Linked DNA regions of Homo sapiens: region 2 is linked to region 1. The links are chromatin contacts, found by Hi-C or POLR2A ChIA-PET in ENCODE. All regions are on one chromosome and are shown on one strand. Each heading gives the region's core, a stretch centred on a gene start or an enhancer-like site at or near the end of the contact. The rest is flanking DNA. Distances are from core to core; before and after follow the strand shown. Region 1 overlaps SPRING1 (SREBF pathway regulator in golgi 1). Region 2 overlaps FBXO21 (F-box protein 21).

Region 1 (7,289 bases), core at 1,517-4,016:
GTTGTCCTGGGTGTTGTGGGATGTTGAACAACATCCTTGGCCTCTACCCACCAGATGCCAGTAGCACCCCTGCACATAAATTTTTTGACAATCAAAAATGTCTTCGAACATTGCCAAATATCCCCTGGGGGCAAAATCTCCCTCTGGTTAAACAGCATGGGTTTTTGCCAGGTGTGGTGGCATGGGCCTGTAGTCCCGGCTACTTGGGAGGCTGAGGTGGGAGGATCACCTGAGATCAGGGATTGGAGACCAGCCTGGGCAACACAGCAAGATCCCATCTCTAAAAAAAAAAAAATTAAAAATTAGTCAGGCATGGTGGCTCATGCCTGTAGTCCCAGCTACTCAGGTGACTAAGATGGGAGGATCACTTGAGCCCAGGAGTTCGAGGCTGCAGTGAGCAGTGATTGTGCCACTGCACTCCAGCCTGGGCCACAAAGCAAAACTTTGTCTCAAAACAAACAAACAAAGAAACAAAAACAACAACAAAATGTCTTCAAACATTGCTTGAAGTGGGTGGTGTAAAATCTCCCACTGATTAAACAGCACTGGTTTCAAGCAACACCTTCCAGGTCCTAGAAGCCACCAACTACAATTCTAGAATACCAGGGCTGGAAGGACCCCATGCATTATCCTGTTGACATCCTTTCATAGACAGGCCAATGGGCCCAGAAATAAGAGACTGAGGCACAGCCCCTGCCCACAGGAAACAACAAAGGGTGATCAAAACGTGCCAAGGCAACGCGCTGCCCCGGCCCTGCTTGCACGCAGATTGGAGTTGCAGGTGGCTCCTCCATGTCATGGTGTAAACTTGTGCTAAAATTAACCTGAGCGTCTGAGACTTCCTCTATAAAATGACAAAAAAGAACACCTGGCTGGGCGCGGTGATTCATGCCCTGTAATCCCAGCACTTTGGGAGGCCAAGGTGGGCAGATCACCTGAGGTCAGGACTTCAAGACCAGCCGGCCAACATGATGAAACCCCATCTCTACTAAAAATACAAAAATTAGCCAGGCATAGTGGCATGCACCTGTAGTCCCAGCTACTTGGGAGGCTGAAACAGGAGAATCGCTTGAACCCGGGAGGCAGAGGTTGCAGTGAGCAGAGATCGCGCCACCGCACTCCAGCCTGGGTGACAGGACTCCATTCCAAGAGAAAAAAGAAAAGGAATGCCTGGCTGGGTGCAGTGGCTCACGCCTATAATAATCCCACCGTTTTGGGAGGCTGAGGCAGGCAGATCACTTGAGCCCAGGAGTTCAAGACCAGCCTGAGCAATATATCGAGATCCCCATCTCTACTAAACATTTTTAAAAAATAACTGGGTGTAATGATGTGTGCCTGCAGTCCCAGCTACTCAGGAGGCTGAGGTGGGAGGATCACTTGAGCCTGGGAGGTTGAGGCTACAGTGAACCAAGATCGCGCCACTGCACTCCAGCCTGGGTAACAGAGTGAGACCCTGTCTTGCTCTCTCTCTCTCTCTCTCTCTCTCTCACACACACACACAAAAGAAGAATGCTGGTCTCTGAAGATGGGGATGGGACGCTGCACGTGCAGAGTGGCACATGGCAAGTGCTTCATAAATGTTTTTCTTTGTCTGAGTATGAATGGTTAAGAGGCCTATCCCACTTTTCGTGTTGGCGGAGGGTGCAGGAGGAAGAAGGGGGTAGCTGTGAGTATTTATTTAAGCCTTGGGTCTTCTCTGCACCAGCAGCATGCCCAGTTCCCTCTTCTGCAAGGGCTACTTTCCTGAGTCCCTGTTCACAAAATCGCCCGGACCCAGGAAAGAGTCCTGATCTGTCATCCCCACCAGATGGTTCTCATCTATAGAAACAGCTTCATTGTTTTCAGGAGAGAGAGCTCCACGCAGGCACGGGGCCCATAATCTCTAGACAACGATCACATTGAGGACAGAAAACCTATGGCATTGGTGCCACCAAGTGGCACAGAAAGCAATTGTCGGTGTCTGTGCCACCCGCGCTGCCTTGCTCTCCACTTTCCATCTCTCCATCTTCTCCTCCTTCCCTTGAAATCGCACCGCAAGTGTCATTTGACTACACTGCCATCCTTCGAGGTCTGAAAGGGCTGCAGTGAGAAGAAAGGGCTTTACGATCACATGTGACTCGGCTCTGTAGTTCCTCCCCGTGCTAAATCAGGTCAATGAGCTGATTTGTGTCAAATAAATTAGCCCAGCCGGCTGCTAAGCTGCTCCAAGCCTATCTGTCTTGGGCTTCCAGGTTGGCATTTAGCAGGCTGCAGGCACAGCCCAGGCAGGTATGGATGCCACGGACGGAGCTCGAGGAGCACGCCCTGAAGTGCTGCCCAGATGCAAACCTCCCGGGAGAAACTGAGTCCAGCACGTGCCTAGGGAAGAGAGCACAGTGGATTCCAGCTCCCGACATCCTGCTGCAGATGCCACGGAGCATTTAGGAACATCTTTAGAAACTGAAGTCCTTTATACCCTCGAAAACCACCATGTAGACCAGCAGCTTGACAGGGCGGAGCTGGCTGGTGCTGGGGGAAATGTGGACTGCCTTGAGCTCAAATAATCTTACAACACCAGGTAGCCAGTAAGACGGTCCACAGATCCTCCCCTAGCCTTTTTATATTTTACATTTCTGCATTTAGCAATTCACTAAAATAAATGACAGGCTCAGGAGATCTGGAGTGCAGTTTTCCCGATCTCTGCTCTCTCAGGAAAGTCGAGTCACGCCGAGAGACACCCTGCCGTGACAGGTTTCTTCAGCATCCCTAATGCAGGTCAACTCCGGCCGCGACAAATGCCTATAATTTATTTGTGCAGAACAAAAAGACTTCCTTCCCCACTGCATAAAATCAGACAAGGAAAAAGCAGGCAAAGCTAAACTCCTGTGCAATTATGAAAGGGTTTTAACCTCTAACTGGGCTTCAATCTTCCAGGCAGGATGATAGAAGTGGAAAGTGCGCTTGCCTGCTCTGCAAATGAATTCGCTATCATTGGATTAAATCAATCTAACAGGAGCTAATTATTTTAAAATAATATGGACAGCAGGGTCCTACCTTTATTTACATACAAATACAAAATCCACGTTTATATACAAAATACAGGCAAAACGCTCCAGCGGAACTTTAATTAGTGGTTATCTCTAGGGGCTGGGAATCTAATTTGGCACAATTTAATTTCTTTGTAAGTTCATACATTTTAAGGTTTCTGCCTGGTAATCACAAAAGCAGAGAAAGGAAAACCTTTTACTGAGCTGAGCAATGCCTGTAGAAGCCCTGCTTAGTAGGAGTTCCAAGATGCTCTGTGTATCTCAGGTGAAGCACACCTAAATAATTGAGCACTGCATTAAGGCTCAGAAACGTAGTACCGTTGTGTGCTTCTCTGCCAAAAGGCAGCTATTTTTATGACAGAAAACACAGCAGCTGTTTTCACAGGTGCAGGGCAGCAGTACATGGGAAGTTGGTCCCAGCAGAGAAGGATATGGTGTCTCTTTAAAACTGGAGGAGGAAGAGGCAGAAAATGGTGAGCCCCAGTTGAAATCTGCAAGAGAGAAGGAGGAAGCCCTGGTTTGGAGAAAAACGGGCTCCAGATGGCTGGGCTACATTTGTCCTGTGAAAATCAAAAGCCTGGGACCCAGCCGCTGGGATACGAGGGCTCTGGTCTTGCTTTAACAGCCAGGGGGACTTTTGGCTTGTTACAAAAATTGGAATTTGGATCTGCAAGATACGCTAGCCATCACCCTTAATTGACAAATGAGGAAACCAAAGCCGGAGAGGGTAATTTACTCAAGGTCATTAAGGTCAGTGCTCTTGTCAATAAAATTAGGATATTGCTCACATACTTCATACTGCTTTTGTTACACACACACACACACACACACGCACACACAGAGCCAATGTATGGAAACATCCCTGAGAATATATAATGTCATCACATTTACTATTCAAATTAGCATCAACTGGTCAAATATTTATTCAGGTAGTAACTTACTCAACATTTCTATCTTGACATCCCCCAGTACAACTTAATACAATGCCCCAATCCCCACAGGACAGGACAACACTCTCTCTCGCTCTCTCTCTTCCTTAAGAATAGTGAGATGTGGCCAGGCGCGGTGGCTCACTCCTGTAATCCCAGCACTTTGGGAGGCCGAGGTGGGCGGATCACGAGGTCAGGAGATCGAGACCATCCTGGCTACTAACACGGTGAAACCCCGTCTCTACTAAAAATACAAAAATTAGCTGGGCACGGTGGCGGGCGCCTGTAGTCCCAGCTACTCGGGAGGCTGAGGCAGGAGAATGGCGTGAACCCAGGAGGCAGAGCTTGCAGCGAGCCCAGATCGTGCCACTGCACTCCAGCCTGGGCGATGGAACGAGAATCCGTTTCAAAAAAAAAAGAATAGTGAGATGTGACCAACATAGCCTGGAATCTTAAATTACTGATAATGGTGATTTCTCATTTAGACAACACTTTTTTCCCCTCCTCAGACAGGGTCTCACTCTGTGGCCCAGGTTGGAGCACACTGGCGCAATGACGGCTCACTGCAGCCTTGACCTCCTGGACTCAAGCCATCCTCCCGCCTCAGCCTCCTGAGTAGCTGGGACTACAGGTGTGCACTACCATGCCTGGCTCCTTTTTTTTATTTTTTGTAGAGACAGGGTCTCCCTATGTTGCTCAGGCTGGTCTCGAATTCTGGGCTCAAGCAATCCTCTCACCTTGGCCTCCCAAAGTGCTGGGATTACAGGTGTGAGCCACCACACCCGGCTGCCAACACCACTTTCGATTTTGGGATAATCTGGGTGCACAGTGATCAGAAGCTTACCTACCCCACGTTGCATAAAAAAAAGTATGAATTTAAAAATTCCAAGAGTAAACTACCCTATGAAAACCTCTGGCAGTGCTGATGAAAACACATTTCTGGTAGTGATATGTCTTGGTCCCTCTGGTCTCACAGAATGTGTAGTCCTGAGAAAAAATAAACCTGGACTCTTGGTAAAATATTTGAATAATTAACTGCTTTGCTCATTGGTTGTAACTGGCAAGTCATTCTCTTTACTACATTAAAGTCTGCACTTTCATTTTACAGACAGTCCTACAGTTCAACTCCAACATCAGGGACTGAGTCGTACACAGGAAGATCACTGAGTAGGTTCTGTGGAGACGCAGTCGGCCCATATGCACGTCACCACTCGGCTCCCAGCTCAGGTGCAGACCAACGGCGACCACTTGCTCCACTTTGCTCTGTGACAGCAGACGAGGTAAGGCATGTTGCAGATACATGCTGAATATAGGGATGCCTGTACACAAAACTGCACTCATGCTGTGATAACACGCAAAAGGTCACACACTGGAAGAGCCTTGCCCAACGAACGATAGACTAACAGGCCAGAGGCGGGGAAAGCTTCTCGGAGTCCCACTATCTTCTTTGTTTTTATTGCTCCTACTTACTTATGTGATACCTTTTTAGTAGAATGACTAGTTTTCTAAACAGAACCTGTAATGACAGGCTCACATTTCTTCCTCAACTCCCACCTCCAAAGCCACTCCATTCAAAGAACTGCTGGTGAGGTGCTGGGGAGTCAATCCGTCGTAGAGGGGAAGCGTTCTACCCCTCCAGATCCTTCTGCAGACAGGAGGGTGTCTGCATTCGGCGGAGTCCAAGAGTGCGGTGAGGACACAGTGGCAAAGGAATAATGCCATTCCTTGAGGCAGCGCTGGGCTAGTAGAGACCTGTGAGGAAGTAATGTGTCCTGTGGGGATTTCAGGGTAATTTAATCAGCAGCACTTCAGCAGGGTAGAAAGCAAGGGCGGGGAAAAATAATGAAGTCAGCACTCAGCTACCAGGAGCTCCTCTGTTCAATCTAACGGGGAGATATGACCCCAGAGCAGGGCTTCCCTCCCTCCACCCGGCTCCCACTTCCAGCCAGGTAATTCTGTGTCGTGGGGGCTGTTGGGCACCATCCCTGGCCTCCCTCCACGAGTGCCCACAGTACTGCCCTCCTCCCCACCTGTGACAAAAATGTCTCCAGACATTGCCAAATGTTCCCTGGGGGGCAAAATTGCCCCTGTTGAGCACCACTGCCCTAGATGAACTGGAAAAGTTGGTTTGTGAATATGTGAGCTTAGTTGTTTCTAACACAGGGCTGAAAAACAAGAGAAGGGGACAAAGGCTGCTTTCATATAAAAATGTACTGTAGTAATCAGTAAGAAAAAGAAACAACATTGGCTAAGTCACGAATAGGCATTTCACCATATGTACATGATAAATGGCCAATCAAAATAAGGAATGGGGCTCATTCTGCTGGAAATTAAATACATTCAAACAAGAACAGAGATCCATTAGCAAAATGTTTAAAAATAATATCACAGGGTTACCAGGGGTATGACAAAAATGGACACTTCCATACACACTAGGTGAATATATTGGTGAAAATAGTTCAGATAAACATACAACCATGTATGTAAAAGTATTTATCATCAATGCATTATTTGTAGTAGCAAAAACAACAAGCAGCCTTGGAAACCAGTTAATGTCCTCAGCAGGGAATTAATAATATTATTGTATATTCATGAAATTGACACCATGTGGCCACACAAATGCATTACACAGGCCTCTATGTAACATAGGATATTCATTAGAGAATTGTTTTTCAAGAGGACAAAGTACTTTCATTTTTGCCTAGAAAATGGGGGAAGACAAAAATGCGCTTCTCTCTAGGTTGTGTGATTTTAGGTTATCCTAAGTTTCATCCTTACGTGCTCCTGAATTATCTGAAATATCGTATCTTTAAAAACAGTAACAACAATAGTAACAAGAGCTCTGTAATTCCTACCCTTCCAACCTCAGGAGCCCACCCACCCCTATCCGAGCCGACCCCTGACTGCCCCTGCCATTGCTCCCTGCTGAGTTGCAGACATTGACTTCTTGCCAAGCCTCAGGCCTTGCTCACATCGACACCTCACAGTGACCCTGAGAGGCAGATGCTGTGACCCCATTTCACAGATGAAGGGCCTGAGCCACAGAGGAGGAAGACTGCCTCAGCCACGCCGCTAGTAAGTGGTAGTTCCCAACTCTAGAGTCCCAAAAGAATTCTGTCCTACTTATGAAAAGTATATCCAATAAGCAGTACCTCCCTGTGTTTACAACTTATCTGCTGATCCCAAGGATGGGAAAAGCTGCACTCAGAAACTTGCAAATTGTGCAACTGTTCCCCACGATTCCCTTGGGGCCAGTGCCGACTGAGGCATCTCCAGGAGGCCCCAGTTGGGCTTGGGGACATGCTGAGAGGTGACAGCACTGCTCTCAAGTCAT
Region 2 (7,289 bases), core at 2,185-4,684, 430 kb after region 1:
TCGGGAGGCTGACGTGGGAGATCACCTGAGCCCGGGAGGTGGAAGTTGCAGTGAGGCAGAGGCTGCAGTCATGTGCCACTGCACTCCAGCCTGGGCCACAATTTTTATTTCAAAAAAAAAAAATAAAATAGACCGGGTGTGGTGGCTCACACCTGTAATCCCAGCACTTTGGGAGGCCAAGGCGGGCAGATCACCTGAGCTCAGGAGTTCTAGATCACCCTGGGCAACATAGTGAAACCCAGTCTCTACTAAAAATTCAAAAAATTAGCCAGCGTGGTGGTGCGTGACTGTAGTCCCCGCTACTGGGGAGGCTGAGGCAGAAGAATCGCCTGAGCCCAGGAGGCGGTGGTTGCAGTGAGCCGAGATCGCACCACTGCACTCCAGTCTGGGCGACAGAGCAAGGCTCTGTCTCCAAAATAAATAACTAAATAAATAAAAAGAACAAAAACAAAACAATGTGGTGTATCCATACATATTTAGCCATTAAAAGGAATGAAGTGCCAATACATGCTACAAAGAGGATGAACCTTGAAAGCGTGATGCTGAGTGAAAGAAACCAGGCACAGAAGGCCACCTCGTGTGTGATTCCATGTACATGAAATGCACAGAACAGGCAAATCCAGAGACAGAAAGCAGACTGGTGGGTGCCACGGGCTGGGGGAGGGAAGAATGGGGAGTGACTGCCTAATGGGCATGGGGGTTTTATTTTAGGGTGATGAAAATGTTTTTGGAACTAGAGGTGGAGGCTGACAACATTGTACATGAAGTAAATACCAGTGATATGGTTAATTTCATATTAGATCAATGTCATCTCTGTAAAAAAAAGTCAGAACAATTTCGGGGGGCGGGGGGTGGATTAGGAAAAAAATAGCCTAAAAAGGCTCCTGGAGCAGGTAATACTGGAAAAAAGGTTGAGAAACCTTGGGGTGGAGGACAGCACAGATATTGGGCACAGAGCCCTCTGCACAGTAACAGACACAACTAAGAAAATCGTCCTACAAAAACTGGTAGATTATTAAAGAATTCTAGGATTGAGAGATTATAATAGTTTAGAAATAGGAAAACCATAACTTTCATTCAAAGTATGAATTTCTCCCAAATTCAATAACTTGAATATGAACATTTCTATAAGAATTCTTTCATTTAAAAAGTAGGTGGAGAGCCGGGCGCGGTGGCTCATGCCTGTAATCCCAGCACTTTGGGAGGCCGAGGCAGGCAGATCACTTGGGGTCAGGAGTTCGAGACCAGCCTGGGCAACATGATGAAACAGCATCTCTACTAAAAATACAAAAATTAGTCGGGTGTGGCGCCACACGCCTGTAGCCCCAGCTACTCGGGAGGCTGAGACACAAGAGCCCAGGAGGCGGAGGCTGCAGTGAGCCAAGATTGTGCCACTGCATTCCAGCCTGGGTGGTAGAGTGAGACTCTGTCTCAAAAAAAAAAAAAAAAAAAAAAGTAGGTGGAAATTCTTTTTTTCTCTTTTTCTTTTTTCTCTTTTGAGATAGTCTTGCTCCGTCACCCAGGCTGGAGTGCAGTGGCGCCATCACAGCTCACTGCAGCCTCGACCTCAAACAATCTTCCTGCCTCAGCCTCCTGGGTAGCTGGGACTATAGGCGCAAGCTATCACGCCTGGCTAATTTCTAAATTTTTTGTAGAGATGGGGGTCTTGCTATATTGCTCAGGCTGATCTCAAACTCCTAGCCTCAAGTGATCCTCCCACCTTGGCCTCCCAAAGTGTTGGGATTATACAAGCCACTGTGCCCAGCTGGAAATTCTAACCATGCAAGGATTCTATAATGAGACTACCTAGTTCATTCTCCCAAAATTTCTCCTTTCTGTATTCTATGCAACTTCCTTCCCTGCATTTACTAAATGACGTGTAGCTCTTCCCACTCTCAAAGACTTGAATCATTGTTCTCAGTTTTTTTTTCTTAATTGCACAGCCAAATAGGAAATAGAACTTCCTATGGAAATATTAGCCCACTTTAAACTTAATGATAATAATAATAATAATAAACAAAACCATTGAGAGGGGCACCACTGTATAAAAACCCTAAACTCTATGGTGTTAGCCTAGCAGTCAAGTGGCAAGGAAACACCTCCTGGGGAGGCCGGAAGGCTGGAGAGCTCTGTTTCGGGGTCAGACTTGGTAGAATTGTTGCTTTCGGTTTGCAAGGTGGAACCACTGGCCCTGCGGCCAGTCTAGAGAAAGTAGCCAAAAGAGACAAGGAATACAGTGTGTAGATGGCTCTTTGTTGTTTATCACCAGGGAAGACAAGAAAAACAGGAGTGAAGTAAATATGTGCTGGTTTGAGAACTAAAATGGAAAAGAGACTGAAATCCCAGGTGTCCTGTGTGGAAAAGGCCACTGCTTCTACACACCAACAGGAAAGGAGAATGAAAATCGGCTGCGCCGGTAGCTCACGCCTGTAATCCCGGCATTTTGGGAGGCCGAAGCAGGTGAATCACTTGAGGCCAGGAGTTTGAGACCAGCCTGGCCAACATGGCAAAACCCCGTCTCTACTAAATATACAAAAATTAGCTGGGAGTGGTGGTGCATACCTGTAATCCCAGCCACTCAGGAGGCTGAGGCACAAGAATCACTTGAAGCCAGGAGGCGGAGGTTGTAGTGAACCGAGATCACGTCACTGCACTCCAGCCTGGGCGACAGAGCAAGACTCCGTCTTAAAAAAAAAAAAAAAAAAAAAAAAAAAAAGCCAGGTGCGTGGCTCACACCTGTAATCCTAGCACTTTGGGAGGCTGTGGTGGGTGGATCACAAGGTCATGAGATCGAGACCCATCCTGGCCAATATGCTGAAACCTCATCTCTACTAAAAACACAAAAATTAGCTGGGCGTGGTGGCACACACCTGCATTCCCAGCTATTCGGGAGGCTGAGGCAGGAGAATTGATCAAACCCAGGAGTACAAGGTCGTGCCGCTGCTCTCCAGCCTGGGTGACAGATCGAGACTCCATCTCAAAGAAAATCACCGAACAACAAAGACCCGTTAAATGCCTGTAATCAGCACTTTGGGAAGGCGAGGCAGGTGGATCACCTGAGGTCAGGAGATTGAGACCAGCCTGATGATTGACATGGTGAAACCCCATCTCCACTAAAAATACAAAATTAGCTGAGGGTGGTGGCACGTGCCTGTATCCCAGCTCCTTGGGTGGCTGAGGCAGGAGAATCGCTTGAACCCAGGAGACAGAGGTTGCAGTGGGCTGAGATTGCGCCACTACACTCCAGCCTGGGCAAGAAGAGCGAAATTCTGCCTCAAAAAATAACAATAAAAATTTTTCACTTAAGCAGTGAGCCTCACCTTTGGTTAATATCAGATGAAGGCAGCCACATTAAGCCACGTTAAGTCAGGGGGAAGAGAGAGCCAAGAGGTGATAAAGCTGGCTACGATTGCTGGCACCAATAGGTTAATGGCTTGCTAAGCTTTAGAGGGAATCATTGCCAGAGGAATTGCAAGCTTGTTGTACAAATAAGTAAATAAAAGTCTTGGACAGGCCCCTAAAGCTGCACCCAGCAGGAAGTGGAGTGTGAAAGTTGGCCAGCACCCCGGCAGGATGCACCCGACACCCACTTCTGAGGAGACCAGAGAGGATGAGATTTGAGGAAGAACTTCCCAGAGGGCAGGGAGTTCCTCCCGGAGAGCAGAGTCAGGGCTTATGCAAGAAACGTCACCCCCGGCCATGACAAAGGCAGGGGTCTTACCAAGGTCCCCCGCGAGTGGGATTTCATCCCTGCTAGAGACCAGCAACTTGTTTCATTCTTTCTTTTTCTCAAATGGGAGTTCTTATTGCAGCTGCCGTCCCTGCTTCACCTCTTAATGGGAATTGGGGGTGGGGGATCCCGGAGGCGCCACGCTGGGCTGATGGAGGGAACTTGCACGGCCCAGGGAAACTGGGCTGAGTAGGATGCAGGGACCGCGGAGGGCTCTGGGGGTGAGGCACACACAAGTCTGTGCCCACCAAACCTTTTCTCTTCCTTTCGGGCCCACAGGAAACCATTTGGCACCTCCTCTGGAACGAAGGTGTGGCCGGCCACTTGAGATCTGGCTGTTGAGGCAGAGGTAGTGCATGTGACCCACGCGGTGAGAGGTCTGCTCCCCGCTGCTGCAGCCATCTGCGGTGGAGACCGTGAGTGTACACAGACAGTGCCATCTGAAGGGAACTCCACTGCCTCTATGTGCTACTTAGGCAGGGGCGACTGAGCCGGAGACTGCAGAAATGTGTCCGTCCCCACGGACAGCCTGGCTTAGCTGTCCGTGGCTGTCTCCTGCGGTGGAGGAGCACACTGGAGTGGCCCGTGCAGTGGACCAGAGCTTCCACCCACACTGTGTTCTGTCTCCTTTCCTAGAACACAACTGGACGTTTCCCACCTCCGTGCAAAATGAGTGGACATAAGGGGTGCCACTTCCACACCTGGCTCATGGAAGCTCCCAGATGGTCTCAGCCCTCCATGCTCCCCGCTACTTCAGGCGGGATGGAGATGGACGGCTCAGGTTGCTCTGATGCCTGCCTGCATAAGGGCTGCCCTGCCAGCCCATTCCCCTGCCCAATATTATGGAAGCAAAAACGTTCTATGGTGTTTGAGCCATTGTTGCTTTTCGGGTCTATTTATTACAGAACTAGCAGAGCCCTAATACAGTCATTGCTACGTGGCCATAATACATGTATTCTATAATTGCGCCTAATTTTATTCACCGGAGGGACGTCCTTTACTTTCAAGATTCTAAATTTTTCAGAAATGCAACATTCAAGGTTAAAGTCGCTGCTAGACCAAGGCTAAACCGTGGCGAGGTAGTTGCTTGCGCCGCAGAGTGTGGGTGTGAACAGCTGGAGCTCAGTGGTTCCTGGAGACTCAGGGACCACCTGTATTCCACATCCGGCTTCCCACCCACGCACACGCAGTATGACCTGGGTTTCCCCTTTATACAGTGGAATGCTAAGTGCCTACACCCTAGCCGGGGTCAGCCAACTATGGCCTGTGGGCACCATCCCACCTGCAGCCTGTTTTTGAGCTAAGAATGTTGTTGACACTTTTAAAAACAGAGAACATGTGACAGTCTGTACGTGGCCTGCAAAGCCTAAAATCTTTACTATCTGCGTCTGCTTTATAGGATTGCTGGGAGGATTACAAAGACTTTATTAGGCCAGTGCCCGGCTCAAAGTTAGCATGCCACACAAAATAATACGTACAGTACAGCTATTCACGTCTCCAAAAAGCAATTGTCCCACATCCAAATTTTGCATTTTGTCCAGTTGATGTCTCTCCTTCCCTCCAAAAAAAAAAAAAAAAAAAAAAGACAAAATAAAAACACGAAGAGCTGCATCTTGATCATCATGGACAGATACTTTTCAGTTAAAAAGTTGCTGGTAGTCTGAGTTCACTTACTTGGAGTATGGACTAAGGAGGGGAAAGCAAAGAGATGCGACATCAGCAGCAGAAAGCCTGCGACACGGCAGCTCTGCTCAGTTTTCTCCGTGGGGAAAGATCGGAACACTTACAAATGAGAACGGGACTTTAAGTAGATAGTATGCAATGGAAAACTGAGCCGGCAACAGTACTTAATGCTGGTTTTCTCAATAAAATCATTTTGCTGTGTAAACGCGCTTATAATGGGGATCTGTTATGAGTCTCAGGCAGGCGACATGAAAGCCGGCCTTTCAAAATCTGATTAGGTGGATAATGTTTGCAAACATGACGCCTGGCAAAACCGGTCTGATTCTAAGGTAAACTCATTTTGGACATAACTGATGTCTCACTGAGACAGCTTTTCAAAGCATGTCTGCAAACACCGGACCCCCGGGGACGGTGCGTGCGTGTAGGGGAGGGAAATTCCAGGGTTTCATATATCAAGATGACACACCCGCTGCACACTTCTCTTAGAAAGTCACGACGCACAGTACTGTGCGTCACAGGTATTGAGAAACACCACCATAGAGTCAATTGACTTTGTTTAACCTATAACCTTTTTTCCTCCCACATAGTAGGTAGTAACATCACACGGAAACAGTGCTCTGAAGACATTCTGGACACATCGTATACAGCACAGCCATTCAAATCAACGGCAACAGAACGCACGAAGAACCTGGTTTTCTTTCAAAGCATGAGCAGTTCTCATTTTACAACATGTGTTTTAACATAATTCAGAAAGTGCAATCTTTGCATGACAACCAGATAATTCTCAAAGGTTACTAGTGAGCTGATAAAATTAACGTTTGGCAAGGAGGTCATGGTTTACAGGTAGGCTGTCCGCTCACCAATGCTCAGAAAAATTCAGCAGAACATACTTTTCATATTTAGATCCGAAGAGAGGTGAGAGACATTCTACTCAAGTCATGGCTGGGCTTTCTGTCCTCAAACGAAATTGGGCAGGCCATTTGCGTGGTTTCTCTGGATAAGTTCCATTTATTAATCATTGTACAAAAAAATCTTGGCATTCATTTGAAGAGAAAAGAAGTTGCTATATCCAAATATTTAACATTTTAACATTGTGAAAGTTCAACGTTTATAACAGGGCTTTTTAAAATGGAGAAAAGTTTTGGAAAATTTTTAAAAAGAAACTTATGATTTATTAGAGTACAGGATCCAAAACACGTTTTTAGAAAAATATAAAGTGCCCAAATACCAACTTACACAGGTGATACAGGCTTCCTGGAGCCCCATGAAGCATTCATGAAGAAAGACATTTAAAAACAGTCTAGATACATATGTACAGCTGGGTCAGTAAAGGTAAAACCATCTTTCTTGACTTTGATGTGTCTAAGAAAAAAGGAAATCAATCAAACCAGAAAACCAACAATTGCAACTCTCAGCATGCTCAGGTTCTTATTAATGCATCTCATTCATATTAATTAATTCCGTATTATCAAACTTTCCCCTTTAAATGAAAGTAGTGTACAATCCTCCCAACCTTGGCGGGCCAGGTGCTGTGAGTGGTTACGTTTCCAGATGCAGGTTCAAATCCTTTGACTTTGGATTTGACTGATGAGGAACATGGACAGTGGATTAAATAGCTCATTCAGGCTGGAGGAGCCAGGGGCCAAATCCCCATCTCTTTCTAGTAACTGCTTAAAGCCTTCCCTTGCTATGAAGTGGTCTCAGGTGGCTTTCCAAACCTTGGTCACCCCAGGGTTTCCAAAGGGTAAACAAGCAGCAGGCATTCAACATGGGTGAGAATACTGCATGCAGATGGACAGACAGGTGCAGAGACAGGCCCCTAACGCCCCATTCACTAGAGCAACTGCATTATTTTAAATGTTGAGAGCAAAGTAAC

What was found. Hi-C counts contacts between places; a loop is a spot of excess contacts on that map. ChIA-PET counts read pairs that join two places held with the same protein, here RNA polymerase II (POLR2A). Pooled maps may share reads with other maps.
Region 2: a loop to region 1 is called in a map of adrenal gland, with 5 times the contacts of the local background. The contact joins two enhancer-like sites. A Hi-C loop is called at or near these places in 15 of 168 maps with a recorded cell type or tissue (Calu3, HL-60/S4, adrenal gland and 10 more), 6 of 37 single-sample maps with no recorded cell type and 23 of 50 pooled maps. POLR2A ChIA-PET finds 5 or more read pairs at or near these places in 2 of 52 experiments (PC-3 and activated B cell).

Annotation. Positions count from the first base shown.
Region 1 is chr12:116,707,172-116,714,460 of GRCh38, forward strand. It overlaps SPRING1 (SREBF pathway regulator in golgi 1), which reads right to left. Exons shown (of 5, transcript NM_024738.4): 5 at 3,000-7,289. Among named protein-coding and RNA genes, the nearest start is that of SPRING1, 27 kb to the right of the region's middle. RefSeq lists enhancers at 651-700, 2,001-2,180. Within about 2 kb of position 2,767, at least 2 of the 41 ENCODE cell types and tissues checked have a DNase peak (open chromatin) inside an H3K27ac peak, as active enhancers do.
Region 2 is chr12:117,137,382-117,144,670 of GRCh38, forward strand. It overlaps FBXO21 (F-box protein 21), which reads right to left. Exons shown (of 12, transcript NM_015002.3): 12 at 4,610-7,289. TESC-AS1 (TESC antisense RNA 1) reads left to right here. Exons shown (of 3, transcript NR_120464.1): 3 at 4,010-4,108. Among named protein-coding and RNA genes, the nearest start is that of TESC-AS1, 42 kb to the left of the region's middle. RefSeq lists enhancers at 5,411-6,610, 6,011-6,090. Within about 2 kb of position 3,435, at least 3 of the 41 ENCODE cell types and tissues checked have a DNase peak (open chromatin) inside an H3K27ac peak, as active enhancers do.